2 separate regions of the Homo sapiens genome follow, and region 2 is linked to region 1. The links are chromatin loops, found by intact Hi-C in ENCODE. Cell type or tissue: endothelial cell of umbilical vein. All regions are shown on one strand. Each heading gives the region's core, and the rest is flanking DNA. Links, peaks and the distances in the headings are about the cores only.

What was found. A loop is a pair of places that touch in the nucleus more often than their neighbours do. Peaks named below come from ENCODE experiments on the same cell type or tissue, not always from the same donor. Only the 100,000 strongest peaks of a DNase experiment are listed, where the experiment ranks them.
Region 2: it touches region 1 in a loop (15-fold over the local background); 2 of 110 quality-filtered maps call a loop at or near these places.

What each region holds. Positions count from the first base shown.
Region 1 is chr20:59,216,782-59,227,559 of GRCh38, reverse strand. All of the region lies in intron 4 of ZNF831 (zinc finger protein 831), which reads right to left. Among named protein-coding and RNA genes, the nearest start is that of ZNF831, 58 kb to the right of the region's middle. RefSeq lists a silencer at 4,899-4,968. In endothelial cell of umbilical vein, for the core only: a CTCF peak has its summit at 4,863 (motif pointing right); a DNase peak (open chromatin) is centred at 4,899; H3K4me3 peaks cover 696 bases; H3K27me3 peaks cover 1,227 bases.
Region 2 is chr20:58,477,296-58,488,073 of GRCh38, reverse strand. All of the region lies in intron 1 of APCDD1L (APC down-regulated 1 like), which reads left to right. Among named protein-coding and RNA genes, the nearest start is that of APCDD1L-DT, 33 kb to the left of the region's middle. In endothelial cell of umbilical vein, for the core only: a CTCF peak has its summit at 6,400 (motif pointing left); a DNase peak (open chromatin) is centred at 6,283.

The sequences.
Region 1 (10,778 bases), core at 3,527-6,026:
CCTGTATGACTGGATCCTCCAATTAGATACTAGGTCTTTTTCTACTTCTGTTTGTATTAAAATAAAGAAGGCATTTCTCCATATCCAGCCAAATGTTATTTTACTTTCCAAATGTTACATCTGAGTCAAGCAAGTGGAGTTGGTCCCATTTCAATCCCTCTAATGAGATCTCAGAGCACCTATGACACTAAGGAGCAGATATGTCTCAGTGTAAGAGATTTTTCCTCCAAAATTTATCTCAGAAAATAGTTCCCTTAAAAATCAAATTCATACAAAGGCTCCCATTTTACAGAGAACTCTCTCAATTACTTCATTTTGAATTACATAATACTGTTTGGGAAGATACATTAGCCTGAAATGACGCCATTCAGTGCTGGTCTGGGTCACTTATAGACATCATCTGAGAAAATTGGTTTAGAAAAAGGTGACGGAAGGGGAACCTTTAACACAAATTTAGTCATTATTCTTGAGCATTTGGGATACAATTATAAGCGAGCACTGGATGCTATTGTAAACAAGTCTCTTAAAGACTGATTTAAAAAGTAAAAGAGAACATGTTTATTTGCTGGAAATTGCAAATAGGCACCTACGGGAGAAATGAAAGTGACTGTCCTAATGTCAGGTGAATGGGTGCTTATGGCTATGGATAGATTTCTATTATGACATTGTACTTGGATTCTAAAAGGACTAAATCTCAAAGAGCTGGGATGAAAGTGAAATGCTACGCTCTGAAAACTCCATTAGATGACTCAAACAAGTGGCTCTGGTGATGATGACAAAGACATTATCAAAGATGCATGCTACAAGTTCAGCTAGAATTGCTTTGCAAAATGTGAGCAGAAAACATAATGTCCCCAAACTAAGATTTTATGTAACACATGATTTAAAGGGACAGAGGCAACTAGATTAATAAACTACAGTAGAAATTTGCCTTTTTCTTCTACATCTTTATATATTTCGGGTTGGCCCCAAAATTTTCAGTCTTTGTGTTGAGAAAATAGGTGATAGCCTTATATCGGGCATGAACGAGAAAGAGCTGCATTTCATGATTTACATATAACTTGGGCTCTTGTGAAAGTGCTTTATTAAAGGGGTACTCTCAAGAAAAATGTGGAGGGAATAAGGGAAGCAGGGAGGGGTAAGAAAAAGATGGGAATGGGTGGAGGCCTGGCCTGGTGGAGAGGGGTTCTAGACAGGACACCAACAGCATCCACTACCAACATCACTTGTAGCACAAAACATGGAGAAGGCAGCTTGCTGGCCAAGCAACTCACTGAGCACCTCTACCCATTAGGAAGCAGGTCAGGTTGTGATCGACATCTGTGCTGTGTGTTCAGCAGCCATGCCCCACCTCAGTTCTCCTTTAGAGAACATCCCTCCTCAATATAAGCTGGGTGACTTATGACCACTCCTTTTCATCTCTTGGAGTGAGCATATTCCACCCACCTGGCCAAGTAGAAGGTTCGGGGCCAGGCATAAGACCCACACTGATGATGGGATTTTGAACAGAAAGTAGGTATAATATAAGCCAGGGCCATGAGGCCACCATGTGCCTAGGGATGAAGGCAACCCAAAGGAACGTCTACTCTGATTTGAAGAGGGATCAACAGAGACCTGGTCACATTGTTTACATCCCTGGATCCAGCTGGAGCTACCCTGGGCTCTTTCATCACATGAGCAAACAAATTCCCTTTTGTGCTTAAACCTTTTTGAGCTGGGTTTTAGTCTCTTTCTACCAAGAATGGTAACCCACACCATTCTCCTAACTCTTACAGACATTGCACGATTTCCCTGATGCCCCAGAGAATGAGATGGGTGAACTCCATGGAGGCCTGCTGGCCCCCACCACCCTCCTAACCATAATAAAGGTTGACTAAAGTTTACCTCACGTCATCTAATGACAGACTTAAAATTCAGAGTTTGATCGTCTGCTCCTGTCCCCTGGAAAACCATCTAATGTGTCTGCATATGAGCCACAGATCATGACTCTGATGAAAGAAGCCAGTCTTTTCTATAAAGAGGCATTTCCAACAGACGTTGATTAATCTAGTTTCTCATCCTTCTAAGCAAAATAATAGAGAAATCATCATTTTCTGCCTTATCAAACTACACAGATGACTGCTTGGTGACTCCACAAATTTATTGAGTAGTGAAACTGGAAGCAAAGAAGAAATATGCCCTGCGTCCTCAGAAGCACTGAAAGACTTGAGCTGTCAGGACCAAAGCAAGTCTTGCTAAACCAGCCGTGGAAAATCCAAGGCGAGATTGGGAAAGGTAAACACAAAACCTAACAAAATAAAAAAGAACAACTTCTTCTTCAAGGAGACTTCCAGAGTAAACCACGTTAAGTGGGTTTTCTTAGCTTTAATGCAGAGTTACTTAAAATTGACCAAAAAATGTTCCCCATTTCTTAAGTTAAAAAAAATATACATGCATTGAACCTATAATGGAATATTACTTAAATGAATCCAGATTAATTGAAATTAAACACAATGGAACACAACAGATATAGACTAATGAAAAGACTAATAAAGAGCTTTTCCCCCACCAGTTAAAAGCATGCAGTATTCTACTCTACAGAATGAAAAAGGAAAAAAAAAAATCACAAAATTTAAAAACCCTACAAATCCAGGAAGCAATTTTTAAAAATATTGTTTTCATATTAAAACATACAAAACCAATTACTTTTCAACCATTCATGCAGGGACTTTTAAAAATCAATAACATATTTAATTTGTTTGGACAAAGATGAATGAGAATACATGTCTTTGGTTCTCAGTATTCTCTCTGGGCTGCCCTTTTGGAATCACTGTAGCAAGTAATTCCTGTTGTTGCTTTCTCGATTAGATTGAACGACTATTAAACCTTCTCTGTTCAACTGTAAAACCTCAACATTTTAAGAAACAATCGAAAGTCAGAGGAATGTGCCTGATTTGCCTCTCAAGAAACAATGTCTAATGCCTAGCAGTTGCCCAGCAAACAGCTACTGAATGCATGGATGCTTGAAGGAGTGAAGCTAGCAGGGCTGGATGAAGTGCAAAGAACAGTCGGATTCGTCAAGGCAATGGGGCAATTAGAGTATATCAGATGATCAGGGCATCAGGGTAAGCCATCAGGAGGGAACAAAAGAAGGCTGGGATGGGACGAGGCAGAAGAGGCGCCCCCCCACCCAGTGCTCTTCTGCCCTAGGGTGCAGGAGAGTGTTGGCCTCCTGGAATACATGAGAAGTCAGCTTGGAAGAGGATGCTACCAAACCACGGATGAGAAGCCCATGGGCACCTCAAAGCACCCAGGCGGCGAGGTACCTGGGCTGGTGAGAAGCCGGGCGTGCAGAGCACGCACTTGTTGGGAGGGGAAGCAGGTCTCCAGGAACAAGAGGAAGTCCCCCCACCCGCCACGCACCATCACATTTCCAAGGTGGCTTCTGAAGGCCTCCTGGTGCGAGGGTACTCAAAGTGGGTGCCCTGCTATATTCTCCCAGGGGGAACGGAAAAGAAGGACGTGTTTCCCCGTAATCCATCCACCCCCAAAAGAGCGCTGGCCACACCGGTTTCAGTGTTTGGCTCCAGTGGCCTGGATGTGGGGGTGGTGGATGACAGGGAGAGATGACTCCTTCCTTCCTCCCTCCTGTCCCGTGGCCTCCTGGCAGCCTTTGAAGTAAAGGTCTCAAACTAGCTGACTGTATTTGGGCCCAGATGGGGTATGTGTGCAAGTGCACGTCCGTGCGTGTATGTGTGTTTAAATTAGCACCCTGTAAAAATTGAGAGATTTTATTTAACGTGAAATCTGGGTTCTGCCTTCCCCGTAGAGCTAGATGAATACCAGCCAGCTGGCCTCACCACACAACAGCCAAGGTTATATGATTCAAAGCACTCTTTCAAATTCTAGATATATTTTGTGTAGTGTTACTATCACCCCCATTTTACAGATGGGGAAACCGAGGCACAGAAGAGCTGAGACACGTCCCTAGGATGACATGACTACAGGTGGTGAAACTCGGCAGCGAGCCCGAGTGCTTTCCTCCGAGGCCCGTTCCCGTAGCCGCTGGAGCACCGCTGCCTCTGCTGGGAGGCTGCTGCCGGCTCGTTCCTCCTGCATCTCTCTGTTAAAACGTTTGCTTATTAACATTTTTCCATGTGCTTTTAAAAAACATGGCTAGTTCTGAAAGAGAACCAGTGTGTCTGCAAGCTGGAGAGGAAGGAACCATCGCACACACTTGGCAAGCGAAGGGTCCGGGAGTCCTGGTCACCGTGCAGCGATTGGGAGCCTGCATTTTGCGGCAGAATCCTGGATTCTGCTTTACATCCCTGCGGACAGAGAGCACCCAATAGAGCCTTCGGCACCTCGTTTTGTCCTTTTTCTTCTTTCACCCCCATCTCTCACCCTGGTCCTGGGAAACTGAAATAATGTCCCCCCTCTGACCTCCTCCAAGGCCCCCTTCCTGCCTCCTCCTGTTATCAGCTGGGGCTCCTGCCTCCCCTCTTCGTGAACATTCTTACTCTTGCATTTCTGGGTGGCGTTTATGTGAGGGCAGTGAAACATCATCCACAGGCTGGGGTCGTCTGGTGCGGGGGCCGTGACGACAGTCGCTTGCTCAGCGGGGGGTCCCAGCCGATTTGCAGAAGCCAAGGAACTAGGATCAAAACCCTGCTCTCCCTTCCTTCGGCTTCAGCCTGCTCCCTTGGTTCTACCACGGAAACCCCTACGAACATAAAATAAATTTGTACCGCCAGGTCCCTGGTGTTCAGAGCAGGTGCCCCTGATTGCACGAGTCTGGGGTCCGCCCGCCTCCCTCCCAGACCGGACTCCAGGCCGTGCTGCGCCGCGGAGCGAGGAGGGAGCCGGGCTTCGGCGGTGCCCGCGATGGGCGCTAGGGGGCCCCCGCGGAGCTTGGAAGGCGGCTTTGCTGTAAATCCCAGCCCTCTGCGCTTTCTTCCGGGTAATAAATTCACAAGGCTTGTTTTTTAACCCCCACCAGAGGTTAAAATAGTTTCATAAAAAGTTTTGGTAAATTCATGGGTAACTTTTGAGGTTATGTGAGGTTGTTGTCACACAAAAAAAAAAAAAGAGAGAGAGAAAAACAGAGCCTTTCTTCTCTGCTCCTGCAAGATTGAGGCTTGGCGCCGGCGGGGGCGGAGGGGGCCCGGGCTTTGTGTTCTTCCAGAAGCATCCACGTGGCTAGGCGGCTCTCCAGGCCCCCGGGCGCCCACCCACCAGGGTAGGGGGGTCTCGGGAGCGCCCAGCCAGGGGTCCGCACCCACCCCGCCGCCCGCCCGGGCACCCTGCAGCCTTCCCGAGGCTTCGCTGAGCTCGACCCCCAGCCCAGCTCAGCCCAGCCCGTGGGGCGAGTGGGGTTCGGGGCTCTGCGTTGATCGCTTCCTGCCATGCCCGTGGGAATAAAGCAAAAGTTACAGCCCCTGAGTAGGGGTTAAAAAGAACTTTATCAGATTGATAAGCTGGGAGACAGGAGGAGGCAGAAAGAAAACAGCGCAGTTAAGGGAGGGGGCGTCGCACATTAACTATGATTCAGACTCCAATGCACTGAGTTCATTTTTCAATCTGCCTTTAGGTAGGGGAAAAAAAATAAGGAAATTATGGAAAATTGAGAAATAAACATCTCTGAGAGTGCTTTGCACCCGGGGGTGCTTAACGAACACTTAATAATTTCAAACGCTAGTACTTAGAAAAATGGCTTTTGTCCGTTCCCGGCACGCCAGGTGCCTCCTAGCAAAACCGGAAAGCTGAAAATGACTGAAAATGATCGCTAATGTCTATGTGGAGGGTGGTACAAAAATCACTTGTTCATGTCCTTTGGAAGTTAAGGAAATAAGCAAGCCAAAATTTTAAGAGTTTTAGCAAGGGAAAAACCTTGGAACTGAGCTTGCATTTCTTTTCCTCAACGTATGAACTTGGGCAAGACTCCTAATTAGGACAGGGCTGGCCACACATCACCTCCTGACCCCACGGGGCCATACTGAAAATTAGATGAGGAAAAACATTTGGAGGAAACTCTCAAAATGCTACTGCAGGAAGCAATGGTTGTTTTTGGAGCAGATTCCCCATGCTCCCTGCCAGCAGCCAGCAGTGGGGTGAGGGCCAGTGTGAACTATTTACCTAGAGGACGATGGGGTCCCTACAAGAGCACAGTATTGCCAGGGAGGCCTCTGGGACGAGTTGGAGCTTGGAGGATTATTCCAGTTTCGTCATTTTCTCAACCTGGAGGGCAAGTCTCACCCCGGCAGGAAGAGCACCATAGGCATGCATGTAGCACAAACTCAAGGGCCCAGAATGTACTCCCGAATCCCTACGAGCTCCCTGCTGGGGAAAGTATGGACCTGCACCATTCACTGCCTCCCTCCTTTGGCTTGAAGACGTCTTGTCCAGACCTGGGGGGAAAATTCAGTGTATGCTCACCCCTGCCACCTCCCAGCCATGATAACCACACACTGTAAAGTCCTTTGTAGTTCACACAGCACTTTCACAGTCACTGTCTCATGTAACTTGAGCCTCTCCTCAATCTCAAGGGCAAATGAGTCAGGTATTCCTGGACAGGCTTCATGGGGTTCTTGGGCACCAGATTAAATGAATTATGGACTCAGAAACTCCAGCCCCATTCTACAGATGAGGACCTGAGACAATGAGAAGGAACAAATTTTGCCCAAAGAACTAGTAAAAGTCAAGACTCAAACCAATTCCTCTAAATCCAGAAAGCAAAATTATTTATCCTGTACCAGCCTTGGCCTCAAAGGAGGCTGAGAGAGAAAGGGAAACGTTAGGCTTTCCAAGGTTAATGGAGTAAGGTGGTTGAGGAGACTTTGGAGTGTCTGGCATCAGAAGGAGCAGATTCTTCTTTAAAAAAAACAATAAAAACAGAATTGTGTTCTCAAATTCTAGCTAGATGTTGAGACCTAACCTCTTTCTCTCTGATTAAAAGGGAGGTTAGGAAGGGGTTTAGGCAAGTGTTAAAGATGGAATCAAAACAAGACTTTCTCCATGGCATGATCAAGAGGCTGGAGAGGGAGTTGAGAGGAGAATCACCTTCCCATTATGAGTCAGTGTCACTGAAGGTTTCTCTCTGTAGCCCCTAAAGTTACTTCTCCCCTAGGTTCCACTCACACCTTAGTTAGAATTAATCCTACAGGCTCATCTGCCTCCAAACCAAAAGGGCCTGGCCCCTTGTGAAGACCAGGCAGCAGGTGGGTGTCGGGGAAACAGACCCCGCAAGGCGCACCTGGTGCCTCCGTGATTTTGTTGAGAGTGAGTCTTGCCTTTTGTGTCCCATTTGTAGCCTGTTGAGTTCCATCCCTGAGATCCTCATTTTTCTTCCTGCCTCATCCACTGATTCTATTTGGCTACTGGTTCCAGCACGTTGCATAGGAAAATTCCAGAACAAAACTCAGGATTCATTTGTGGCCCTCTGCTGAGAAGGGGGTCTTCCAACTCAAATATGAGAACGGTTTTCAGAAAGTCTTTCAAAAGCAGAACCGTCCCCATTTCAGGTGTGGGATTGAAGGTATGAGAGTTTCTCTCCCTCCCTCTCCTCTTTTCTCTCTCTCAACTTTTAACATAAACACATATTTATCTTTAAAATGCCCATATTTCAACCTTCTCCTTCAATGACTATATCGTCCTACCCACCCACCTGCCCACTGAACCCATCATTAGTGCACTACCTATTGTTGCCTTCCCACCTTCTGTCGGCACAGACATCAGAATTCTAATCATGGCACTCCGTTTCTACAGGAATCTATTAGTGATTGCTAAGGGAAACACTTAGCATTTTAGATAAATAAGTACATAGTAGTTAAGTGCTCCATTCCCAGCAGTTTAGAGTATATGGCAAAAATTCTTTATGATCGAGGGATGAAAGAAGGCATGATAAAGAGTGACGGCCTTCGGTTCTCCCACATGCCCTGCTGACATTCCTTTCTGCAGTGGGGGGCCGAATGGAGAAGCCTTTGGGGTGAGCGTCGGAAGCATGCCCCACCCCCTGCTATGCTCCTGTTTATGCTAGCACACTCTCCCCTCTCCGCTCCAGCAGGCCTTGTCAGGATCCCTCATTTGGAAGCTTAATCATATCAGCGAGCTCACCGCACTGCATTTGTAATGACTTGTTTACCAGTCTGTGCCGGCTCCCCTTGCCACACTGGGCTCTCCCTAAGGACAAGGGCCATGTCATGTTCTTGTTTGCCTCTCTTCCTGCTCCCACACATTGCCTGGCACAGAACAGGCCCCAGTAATTACCTGGGACCCTCAGGCCACGTGACTCTCATCTGTCTCACAAAGGTGTCTTGGTCCACCAACCGGTTCCTAACCTCCTTGAGGTGAGGGCTCAAGCCATCTTCTGTTCCTCTCCTCTCATGGGGCTTCAAAAGACACTCAGTGGCTCACAAATGCATACCTAATTGCATTAAGCCATGAGTAAGATGGTTTCCCCATGTCTGCATGGAGGAAGAGGGGACATCTGCTGTGATTACTTGCCTGACCCCCACTTCTTTAGGGGGAACCATCTCTCATTTACTCTTTTTATTTTGTATTTTTTATTTTGAGACAGAGTCTCACTCTGTCACCTAGGCTGGAGTGTAGTAGCGCGATCTTGGCTCACTGCAACCTCCACCTCCTGGGTTCAAGCAATTTTCTTACCTCAGCCTCCCAAGTAGCTGGGACTACAGGTGCATGCCACTACACCCGGCTAATTTTTATATTTTTAGTAGAGAGGGGGTTTCACCATGTTGCCCAGGCTGGTCTTGAACTCGTGACCACAGGTGATCTGCCCTCCTTGGCCTCCTCTTAATGGCTGTAGCAAAAAGATGGCCCCAACCCAACCCTCAGTACATGGACAGGTGCAGGACCCATACCTGGCCGCTCAACATCCCCAGTGACAGGGTCAAGGACAGCCACATGACCAAACCAGGCCAGTTAGATTGAGTTTAGGGACTCAGTTATATATATAAAAAAAAAAAACAGTCACGCTAACACAAGCATGGAACAGCTGGGCAGGACCAGAGCTGCCCAGAGATGGAGAGAGACGAACACACCCACCTGCAGAGCCTCTGAACCCAGCTGAGCTTGAAGCAATTCTCTCTGTTCTGTGAGATAATGAATTGGGTTCTGTTTGTTTGTCTAAGCCAATTTGAATCAAGCCTCTTTTCCTCACACCTCAAAGAGTCCCTCCTAATACAGGCATGCAGAGTTTAAAGTTCTGCCTCCAGTAGCAACATTTCAAAATAAGATAACCAGGGAATCTGTTTGGGAATAATAAAAGCTTGAAAAAAGAAACACTGCTCTCATATTGGGAGCCCCAGCTTTGTGAGCCTTCTCATTTTATCCCGGGAGTCTGGACTATGGCCCCAAATCCCACCCTAACCCAGGAAGGGCTGAGAAATTCATCTCTCTGGCTTCTGTTTATAATGAGGAATGATGACTCTGCTCAGCCTCTGCCTAAAGCCTCACATATTACTATTTGCTCTCTCAGGCTCCTGGGAGGCCAGGGCTTCTCTGAGCTTTCTGGGAGGTAGCTGAGTAACACTGGGGCTTGGCAGCCTGCAGATCAACTCATCTCTTTTGCAAATTGCTAACTGGGTCTAATGAATTGGCTGGGCACAGAGGAAGGCCTTGATGTCCTTTGCAGTGACAGAGTCCCCCCAGAGCAGGCTGATCCATCGTGCCTCTGCTGAGGAACACATCTATTAATATTTGGTGAGAATATCAAATTGTGCCCAGTGGACATAACATCTGGTCAAGAGAAACTTACTTCTCTGTGATTTAAAAAAATAAATAAATAAATAAACGAGTCTTATCGTCCCTCCATGTTCTTTTTTTCTACTAGAGAATGCCAGCCTTCCACGGACAGAATGGATAACAGACCCCTAGTGAGAATCAAGGAGGGCTGGAAAGGCCCTCCCATCCACAGGCATAGAAGGTAGCATCTTTTACTCATCCAAGGGGAAAAGAAGAAAAAGTTTTATAAACTGGAGGAAAAGAGAGGTATTTAATATGCTACTGGTAGGGGTATAAACTGGGAAGCAATTTGAAAATGGCTATTAAAAATGTGCAACACAACACTCAAAGACCCAGCAATTTCTCTTCTTGGTTATTCCCTAGAGCAAACCCTGCCTGGGCTAAGGAGATATAAACAGTGTGTCCAAGGAGCATGATGCAAGTGTGAAACACTGGTGATGACCAAACTCTTCGTTAATAGGAGAATGGCTTCATAAATAAGAGTATTCCCACCCAGAGGGACTCTGTCCCTGCTCAGGAAGTTGAGACAGAGCTACATGTTTTCACAGTGTGGAACCACAAAACATTTTTGAGTAAAAAGAGCAAGTTGTGCAATGAGATGTGCAGTGTGCTGCTGCTGTGTTACACACACACACACACACACACACACACACACAGAGATGAAGATCTGTCAGATGTACTCCAGACTCCAAACTGTCATTTTACCTGAGGATGGTATTGGGATGGGGTAGTGGTGAAACTGAACATCAGCCTTATCTATTGCATTTTTATGTGTTAAGTATTATTCATGATTACACGTGTAATTAAAAACTAATAATTAACTTTTTTGCCCCTCTAGGTGGAGCATCACTTTTGCCAAGTTTTTTTTTTTTAAGAACAAAAGTGCCCCACCTGTCAGTGGTCTTCTAATCAGTCACCTCATACCCACTCTATTTACCCCAATTCTTGCTCCACTCTGTGTCTAGAGTGATCTTTAGAAAACCTAAATGGGATTATCTGCATAATCCTGTTGTTCTCAGGAAAAAAATTTCAGGCCC
Region 2 (10,778 bases), core at 5,214-7,713, 740 kb after region 1:
GTTGACTGCAGGTAACTGAAACCATGGAAAGCAAAACCGCACATGGGGGGACCACTGTATACACTATGCTTACACAACACACTTGCATACACACACACACACGGATGCACACACAGGCACGCACATATATATGAAAGGAATTAAACTTGTTCATTGTGTTTTTTAAGCTTTGGTGTCATTACTGATCTTTTGTCTACTTGGTCTATAAATAATCAGAAGCCTTGTGCAAAACTATGCCATTATAACGATGGATTTGTCAACATTTCCCTCTAGCTATAGCAATGTTTGCTTTGTATGTTCTGATATGGCCATCTTTTCTTGGCAGGTTGGACCTTTTGTGGAGTGACCACCTTTATCCCTAATAGTGCTTTTTATTGGGTATCCTACTCTACCTGATTTTGATGTAGCCACCCAGTTTCCTTTTACTTAGTATTTGGCAAGTTTTATGAATTATTTTACTTTCATACTTTCTGTGTCCCTATAATTCAAGTATGTCTGTTATAAATAACACATAGCTAGGGGTTTCGAAATCCAATTAGATAATCTCTGTTGATTGGTAATTAAATCCATTTACATTTTTTCATATTTGTTTTTAACCATGTTTTATTTCCCACAAACTATACTTTTTATGCTCTTTTCCTCCTTTCTTGTTTTTTTTTTTTTAATATTTAAGGAATTAGTTTATTTATACTTACTCCTATTACTTTATCTTTCTTTCTTCTGGTTTGGAAGTTACACAATGCTTCTATTATTTTAGCAGCTAACTCTTGAAATTATAATATCTTAATTATTCTCCTGATTAATGCAAGAAATTTAGAACAGTAACCTAATCATTTATCTTCCAAATTACATACTTCTGTTTTCCAGTATTTTTGTTCTGTCCTTTTCCTCTTTTCTTAACCCCACAAAATTAGAGGGTATCATTTTATTTCTTTATTTAAAGAATTACATTTTCCAATTCTTTGCTTGTTATTTCTTCTTAAAACTAAGACCTTCCCAGCCTGGCCAACATGGTGAAACCTCGTCTCTACTGAAAATACAAAAATTAGCCAGGCGTGGTAGTGTGTGCCTGTAATCCCAGCTACTTGGGAGGCTGAGGCAGGAGAATTGCTTGAACCTGGGAGGCGGAGGTTGCAGTGAGCCAAGATTGTGCCACTGCACTCCAGCCTGGGTGACAGAGCAAGACTTCATCTCAAAAAAAAAAAAAAAAAAAAAAAAACCTTCCCTCCAGTAAATTTTCCTTCTTAGTAAATTCCTTTGTTTAGAAGGTCATTTAATAGAGTGTAGAGTGATAAATACTTTCAGTATTGTTTATTTGAAAATGTCTTTGTTTTGCCCTTGTTGTTGTAAGAGTATTTTGATGGGTACACAAATCTAGGTTGGCGGCTACTTTCTGTTTGGTGCTTTGCAGGGTCAAGTGTTTATTTCTTTGGATTTTTCTTAATCCCACTTGGTATTCACTGTGCTTCCAGTAGTTTGGTGTCTTTTATCACTTCTGGAAAACTGTTAGACATTTTCTTCACCAATTGCATCTCCTCTACTCTTTCTTTTTTGTTGTTGTTGTCTTTATGGAAGACATTAGTTAGACTTTCTCATGATAGCTCCTATGTCTCTTAACCTCTTTGTCTTAGTTTGCATCCCCTCTCTTTTTTCCCTAAATTTTGGGTAATTTCTTTACACCTATTTTCCATTTCACTAATCTCCTTTTCAACAGTGTCTAATCTGCTCCCTGAACCAGCCACTAAGTTCTTATTTCAACAACGTTATTTTTGTTTCTCAAAGTTTTATTTGTTCATTTTCCAGATCTACTTGGTCATTTTTACAGGCTCATGCTGTTTGCTCAATTTTTAAATTCCATGTTTTACTTTATTAAACATTTCATGTATATTATTCTATATTCTGTGATAGATAATTCCAATATCTGATATTCATGAGATGTTCATTTTTTGCTTCTGCCAACTCTTACTCCATAGTGGATTGCTTACTTGTGTATTGGGTGACCTTTGAGAACTCATATTTATTTGATCTTGATCTGTGAAAAATCTTAGAATTGAAAATAATAATGCTTTCTTCTAGGGATTATTTATATTTGCTTCTCCCAGGAGCCAGGGGCATCAGCAGCTTGGAACCACTCTAGGCCCTGGTCTGCCCAATCTCATGCCACAGTCAAAGAAGACATTGACATCTGTCCTCAGGAGGGGCTCTACAGGCAGGCCCCCCTTAAGCTCACTTTGGGAGCCAGAGAACTCAGAGGCTTCCCTACTTTATGAAAAAGTATAATTTATACCAAATCTAGTTAGGCACAGTGGGGAAGGCCCTCAGAATATTCAGATAAGCTGTATTGCAGAAGCAGAATGCTGATTTGCATTTTTTAAAGATCATGCTTGCTGCTCCGTGGAGAATGAATTACAGGGGCCAGAGTGAGTGCCAGGGAAACAGCGAGAGGCCCCTGTCAGCTTTTCATCTGAAAAATGATGGTGACTTGAGCCAGAGTGATGGCAGTGAAAATAAACAGAAGGGTAAGAATCCAAGTTAATGGAGTATATGCTGATTAACTTGCACCCCTTGTTTATTTGTAGGCACAAAAATGTGCGGTTAACCACAAACCTTCATTAACTTGTCATTTCCCTTCCAATATTCATATGTTAGACTTGTAAAAATGAAAACTTTGCTTTCTATATTTGCTAATATCCAGTGTGGCCCAAGATCTAAGGACACAGGCACTCTTGTACATCACCGATGGAAGATAAATTGAAACAGTATTTTTGGAGGACAATTTGGCCAAATCTATTGACATATTAATGCATATTCAATTTTTCTGTTAAGAATTTCTCCAGTGGAGACCCACAATATTTATACCAAGACATATTTAAAAGGATGTCCAATGTATTGTTGTTTTGATAATTGTGTGTGTGTGTGTGTGTGTGTGTACCACAACCTAAATGACCATTAACAGAGGCTTGCTTAGCTACATCAAGATTCATCTAAATAATGGAATACTATTTTGTCTTTTCCATAAGAGATAAGTCTGAGATGGAAAACTATCTCTGACAATTTAAGTGTAAAAAGCAAAATGCAAAACGATGTGGATAGAAAGATTGCATTCATAAAAAAAAAAAAACTTTAATAGCAGAGATCGGCATGAAACCATTTTCTGGGAGGATGCACAAGGAACTGTTAAAGTGATTCTGTTTGAAGGAAGCAACCAAGGCTTCGGGGTAGGAAGAGACTTGCAGTTTTCATTTTACACCTTTTTTAATACATTTTGAAAATTCCACTGCAAGCCACATATTTCTTTTGTTTGAAGAGTTTAGCCTGTTTTTATTGGACTCTTCTTGATTAGGGCACCGGCCTCCCTGAGTTATTACATCTCCTGCTTCTGCCCCTGCATCATCTCTAGTTCCTCCGCGGCAGACTGTGAATGTGTGAATGTGTGTTAGTCCCCACAGTCTTAAAAAACAAAATCAACCTTCCACAAAGATCGCTAAATCTATTATTAAGTTAAAACAATAGATTTCAAATAATAGGTATAGGATGACCCCATTTTATAAAAATGATAATTGGATAAATGCAGTTATATATGTATAAGAAAAAAAAAGCCTAGAAAGATTTATTTATTCATTCACCAAAAATGTATTGCCCGCCTACCGTGGGCCAGGCATTGTTGTAGAGATGGAAGTTCAGAGGGGACCAGAGTCCCTGTGCTGTGCCTTTTGGCATCCCCAGACTCTAGAAGCTGGAGGGTAATGTATACCAGCAGGTTAATGGCAGTTCATTCTGGGTTAGGTGACTGTGGACGCGCTTTTAAATCATCTTTGTGCTTTTCTCATTTTCTGATTTATTCTTTTTTTGCCCTATGTATGGCATAAAAGAACTTACATAAAAATAATAATTAAACCATTAAGCACAATCTATCTCACACATCTCCCTGGTTTTGACCCTCTTCTCTGTCCATACCCAAATTGCCACACTCATCCATGCAATATTAGGGACACACAGATGCTAAAATGTTTTTTGTTGTGTGTATGGAAATCAGATTTAACTGGGCATCCTGCATTTTATCTGCAACCCTACTTATCAAACAACTTGCTCCCCATTCTGACTGTGCCCCCTCCCCTGGCCTCTGCCTCAGCCTTCTCCCTAGAGCCACTTCCCTGGGGACTCTGCCTCTCCAGAGGCCGGCTTCTCCAGCCCATTATCATCCATGTTCCAGGCTGAGGAGCTGCACCCCACTTCACCTTACAAGGTGGCCTCCCCATCTTTGGCCCCAGCCTCACCTCCTCGCTCATGAATTGAATTGGTACCCACAGGCCCTCTCAAGTCCCTCCTTCCCCAGCCCTCAAATGTGCACGACATCATCCTTAACACAAGCCAGCGGGGGCCGTAGAGCCTGGGCCTCCAACCACCTGTCACCAGGTGCCATTCCGGCCATTTGGCCACATCTGATTATTACTGTTCTGTAACTGAGTCAACATTTCTCTCCACATCAACTAGCTCATTCTCACTTAACTTATTTTTTAAAATAATCTATCCCTCTGTGCCTTAGCCTCATCCTAACAGCAACCCAGGATTGACGTGTCAGTTATTGAATTGAGTCAAAATAGACATGAAATTAATCCAGTGTAAAATGTCCACCATGGACCCCTGGAATGGTGGGCAGTGCCACCCAGGAGGCACAGCCAGCGTAGAAAACACTGCTTTTCAAAGCATACACCTGATCTCACCCCCTGCAAGCTCCCTGCCCACCTCCTGGAGAACATTCCAGCCCCAAGAAGCAGCAGCAAGGCCTCCCTCCGCACCAGCCGCTCTGTGCTTCTCTAGCTCTCCCCATGACAACCCTCCCCACGGCGCCACCATCACACATGGACTAATTACATCCTCCTCCATCTCTCTCTGCTAGTTCACACCTCCCTGCTACCTTTACAGCTCCTGCCTGGAGTGCCCATTACAGCTCTCTCCATCTGTCAAGCAGCTTCTTGTCCTGCAAGACCTCAAGGCACACATAGGCAGTGGGGCCCCTCTGGAGGCCCCTCTTCTCTTTCAGTTCCCTTTGGTAAACTGGACCAGTACTGGGCAGAATAATTGGCTTGGAATGTCAGACCCTGAGCCCTTGTAGATGCCTCTCTGCTCTGCAACCCCATGGCCAAGCACACAGTAGGTGCTCAATAAATGTCGAGCCAAGATCAGGGGCTGTAAGTGCAGATGGAAGGAGGCTAGGGGTTTACAGTTACCGGACCCGGTTTTGAATTTGGGCCTCTCCACCTGTGGGTTGTGTGACAGAAGCAAGATACTGTCAGGCTTTCCCTTCTGAGCCTCCGTTTTGGGGTCTGTAAGATGGAGGCAGTCATCACCCCTATCTGGAAGGTTTGTGATAAGGGTCGAGCAGATCCATGAATGTGGGCTTCGAAGACTCCAGAGCTTTACCAAAAACGTGCATCTTGTTATCGTGGTGGTAACCATGATACTCTGATGACTCACCCGCTGTGGTCATCCAATTAGCACCGCTTTGTCCCCTTCCTGAGCTACGTGCGCTCTTCCGAGGGTAAGAACCCAGCTGGGCCAGGGTCATGAGGGAAGGTGAGAATTACAAGCCTGTTTATTTAACATTTAGGAAGCCAACACATTTTCCTGTACCTTGTCTGCAACACTTAAGCCAATATTTGCGTCTTTGGGATTCTATTTATATGGTAATTTAAAAATAGGGTTCAGACTTATAGCCGGTCTTTCTCCTGAAACTCCGAAAGCACATTAATTTTCTACACGGTAAAATAGTGCAATAATTAAATATTACCATCTATCTTAAAATCTGGTAACTCCTAGCAAAATGGGTTTTCCGAAACATGATGTAGGTTTTCCCACAAAATTGCACTCTAGGGAAATATCTTATTTTGAATGTATGAAAGAGACCACGAACTTAATCTCAATACAATGTAAGAAAAATTGATTTGTTAAATTGTAATAATTTTCTTGCATTTAAAATCTCAGTGCTTCCCGTCGCAGCTGACCCAAAGGCCCCCGTATATGTGTCTTTGGGGAGAGGCCCATGGAGCCGAGATGTCTTGTTTCATTGTTTATGAAGCTTCCCACATGCCCTTTTATGTGGTTCCAACTGGAGCTTTTGTTGTGTTGTTGCAAACTTCTCTGAAAGAGGCGAGGCTTGGTGACCCTTCACCCTTTGCCTTCAGTCTCTAAATACGTTCTCTGCGCGAGTGGAAAGGAAGATCTCCCACGTGGAAGAAAGTTTGGGCACCAGAGCTGGCCTTGGTGGGCTCCTTCTTCCGCAAGGACTGGGTGGAACGAGGGAGGCTGGGTGACCCTCAGCTGGAGGCCGAAGCTGGAGCCGGCGGGGTGAGGGTTCGCCACTGGCTCCCAATCGCCCCAACCAAAGCTCAAGAGGGCCCCCTTGTGGAAGCTCCCAAGAACAGCTCGGTGAGTGGTGTGCCTCCCCCGACGCTGGGGTTCCTCCCAGTCACCCCCGACATCTTTGGGCAGGTCTCAGATCCAAGGGTACTCAATGGAAACCACCATCCTCCATCCCTCTCTCCTCAAAACCTAAATATTTCTGCGGCCCGACAAGATTCTTGGCCCCTCTGGGGAAGATCTGGTGGAGAACCAGTTGCCAAGGCCATGAAGAGTTCAGCCGCTCAAGGGGGCATCCCAGGAGTCCCTCTCAGGCACCCTTTCTGGGTTCTGAGGGGTCTTCGCCATGATGTATACGAACACCTTCGTTCTTATTGAATGTGTCAAAACCTTGTGATTATCTTGCCGAAGTCCTGTTCTATAGAACAATAAAAGCTTCAGCCTTCTGCCAAGAGAGCTAATAAAAGTTCAGTCCAACGGGAGACTCCCAGATACACATTCTGTTTGGAAAACACTGACTCCTAACTACACCGCTTAGGGCAGGCAACAGGACATTCAGTGAGATCTGGGCACATTCAGAACCCCTTCTACGCAGTGATGCTACAAGCTGTCATCATCCCCTCACCGGCTCCTCCAAGCACCAGGTGGGATGTTGGCATCAGTGGACAGCATTGGCCAAGTTTGGTATAAATAATGTCTACAGACCAACGTGCAAGCTGGGAACGCAGGTGCTAAAGTCAAGTTAACGAGGCCTTGTCTCCAAAACACCGGAACATCTGGGTGAAAAGGGAAACGCTTCCATCTGTCACCCTGCTTCCTTGGCTCTTTGGAAGCAGCTGGCCTGTGGCTGGGATGTTCCAGTTTCCAACTGGGTGGGAGCTCCAGCCAGAGCAAGAATAATTAGCATTATCATGAGGCCAAGGGAGAGTTTTCATGTGCACAGTTTTCGTTCTGGAACATTCCTAAACAAACAAACAGAAAAACCTAGCTTATGAGCCAGGCTTGGTGGGCCAGAACTCGTCTCCCCAGGCCCCCATTCCTTTCCCATTCTGTGAACTGTGCACTTCCTTTCCCTCAGCAGGAGTGGCTAAGCAGAGGCCTCGGGGAGTTATCCTCAGTGGCCAGCCGCTTCCTCATACGCAGCGTTTTCCATTGTGGCTTAAGCACATGTCACACAAACATGAAGCAGTCACCTTCTCCAGGTGGTACCAAGCAAGGCCCACCTTTGTCCTCCATCCCGTGGTCCAGACTGACCTGAGACTTTTCATGGAGAACTGGGGGGCCAGTAGCTAACCAAACCCTGTCCCTTTGATCACCTGTCAACCCGCAGCTTCTTAATCCAAAGGCCCTTCTGCTTCTCACATCCTCAGACCTGCTCTGCCAGGTACCCCTTGACTGACTTTCTCGGGCAGCCTTCAACTCTCTGAGTGCACTGAGCAGAGGAGGGCACATTCCACAGGGCTGGGATGCTGAAGGCTGCGGCGGGTGGAGGGTGCTTTGTTTAGAGCATATAATTTCTGTGTTTCCCAAGGTAGCAAAGTCCAACCCATTCCCCAACTTGCCTGCCAGCCCTGAACACGAAGATTCTCGGATTAGGTGGATGAGGAGATTCCATTATAGCCAAATGAGAGACATGTGAGGTATCTGAGGACCAGCCATTCACACCAGAGGTTGGAGGTGGGCTTCTTAGAATGCAAAGTGTGTCTTCATATTTCTGTGTTTGTTGATGCAGCATCCAGTCATAGCATCCAATCTGCAGCCTTCTGGGGGTGTTCTGGTGCAAACCCTGCATGCCTTTTGTGCAGTGACTTCATTGGAAAGTACATCTTTGGCTGCAGCAGTGCTGGAATGGCTCCATTTCCACAGCCGGTCTCTGAAGCTTAATGGCCACGCAGCCAGGGCCACCATCGCAGCCAGCATATCTCCTCCATTTGTAAAAGGCAGCCTCCTCTAATCAAGAGAGGTTATTTTTTGGGTAGGGAGCCATTGCTGAAATTTTTATTTAAAATATGTGTAAGCTTCCTCCAAGTCCAAACTTTCTAGGTGAATTACCTCAAGCTGACGGTTTTGAAATAAACTAGAGGGTTTCAGATATTTTAAGAAAAAAAAAAAAAAAAAAAGCAAATCTTAATCCAAACCTCAGTATATAAAACAGAGCAACAGATAGGGACTGTTTGGGCTAAAGCTGGGTCAAAGACTACATCCTACCCACTGGGTTGCCCTATCTGTTTCAAAAATAACCCCAGGGTCTTCAGAAGCCAACTTGAAAACCTCTGATACAGCAAAATGTGACATGCATGCTCCATCCTTGAGCTAGAGCTCTGCTGTCTAATCTGGCCATGTAGTCACAGGGCACCTGAAATGTGACCTGTCTAAATTGAGTTGTGCTGTAAGTATAAAATATACACCAAGTTCTGAAGACTTGGTATGGGGGGGAAAAGCACATAAAATATCTCATTAATCGTTGTATTTGTTACATGTTGAAATATATAGTACTTGGAGCCGGATAAAATATATCATTAAAATTGATTTTACCTGTCTCTTTTTAGCTTTTTTAACATGGCTACTAGAAAACATGCACCAGTAAAATCACATGCAGGGCTGACATTTATGGCTTGCATTATGTGACTGTGGAGCTAGTGGAGGCTTCCTTGGGGGTGCAGGACCATGTCAGGATCCTGGTTTCACTAGGGCAGGTTCCAAGGGTGAAAAGAGGCTTTAAAGCAAAGCACCTGGCATTCGCTTCTTAGGCCAGATCCAACCCATCTAAGCCTGTGACATGATCTGATGCTCACACACCAATCTCCCTTCACCTACTTCTCTTTCCTCTCTACCTGCTTGGATCAGCCTGGGCCCCCAGCCTGCTGGGAACTCCCTGACTGATCACCCTTTTGCCCTCAGCCAGATTCTTGGCAATCCCAACAGCTGTAAACCTTGTCTTTCTCCTCTCCTGCTTCAAGCCTGACTGTAATGGCCACATCCTGAGGGGTGGGAGAAGGGTCAACAAGGAAGTCACACACGTGCTGCTATGGACCACAAGCCATTCATTCATTCAGCGAAAAGTAGTCATTATAAATAGCATTTACTGAGCACTTAGTCTATGAAGGCATTGTCCTAAGCACTTTCCATGACTTAACACAACAAATATGTATTGGGCATCCCTGAGGCACTGTGCCAGGTGCTAGAGAATCAGCAGTGAGCAAGAGAGATGAGGACCCAGCCCTCATGAGGCTGGCAGACTCGTGGAGTCACAGGCAGAGGAAGGGAGAAATGAGGGAAGGGAAGGGAAGGGGAAAAGGGAAGGAAGGAGGGAGGAAGAAAGGACAGAGGGAAGGAAGGAAGGAAGGAAGGAGAAAAGAAAAAGTTAAGAAGCCTAAAGTGACAGCCCACTAGCAGTGAGCACACCTAGCACCCAGATCTTGGTTTCTAAACACCATTTTCCAATAAAAGGAATCAGAGCTCCTTGGAGAAATGGCCAGTTTCAGGGATGGGACTGAAAAAAATACAAAATGATCCTGGAAGATCTTCTGGCACCAGGAAATGAGGAAGTACTCCCCCTAAAATGACAAAGACATACAGGAAGGACACAGGAGATTAACTGGAGGAGCTCCCAATGGCCAAATCAGGGACAATTTGAGCAACAAAATAAATAATGATAGTAATGTGTTATAACCGATAAAGTAAAATAAATATTCAGGAGTTCATAGTAATATAAATAATTGAATAAAAAGATAAATGGGAGAGAAGGGACAGTACATCTTTACAGCACAATTACTGTTAATCAACTCAGAAAGAGCTGGGCATAGTGGCTCATGCCTGAAATCCCAGCACTTTGGGAGGCTGAGACAGGCAGATCTCTTGAGCTCAGGAGTTCAAGACCAGCCTGGGCAACATAGTGAGACCCCATCTCTAAAAACAAAAATAAACTCAGAAAGAGTGATGGAACTAGAGAATGACCATTTGGAAAACACCACCAATAATAATTGTAGGCAAGAATCATTGACAGTTATCAATAGATGCTAAAATTAGTGAGGGAATGTATAATGAAGTACAAGATATTTCTGTTATCTCTGAGTATATCCCCATAAGGTAATCATTAATCACAGAGAGAAAAGTAGTAATTTAATAGTGGAGAAACATGGTAGATGCCTCCTTAAGCAAGTGATCACAGTCAAGATCACCAGGAATGGCATGATTGCCATGGTGTGCCTCCTGAGATGATGCACTGGGAAAGATACACCATCGCTTCCACAACATTCTTACCAGAAACGCATGAGCAGAATTTACTCACGAGGAAACATCAGACCATCCCAAACTAAGGACACTACAAAATAAGAGCCACTACTCTTCAAAAGTGTCAAAGTCGTAGAAGACAAAAAGAGAAGATATGTCTCAGATTGAAGGAGACATGACAGCTC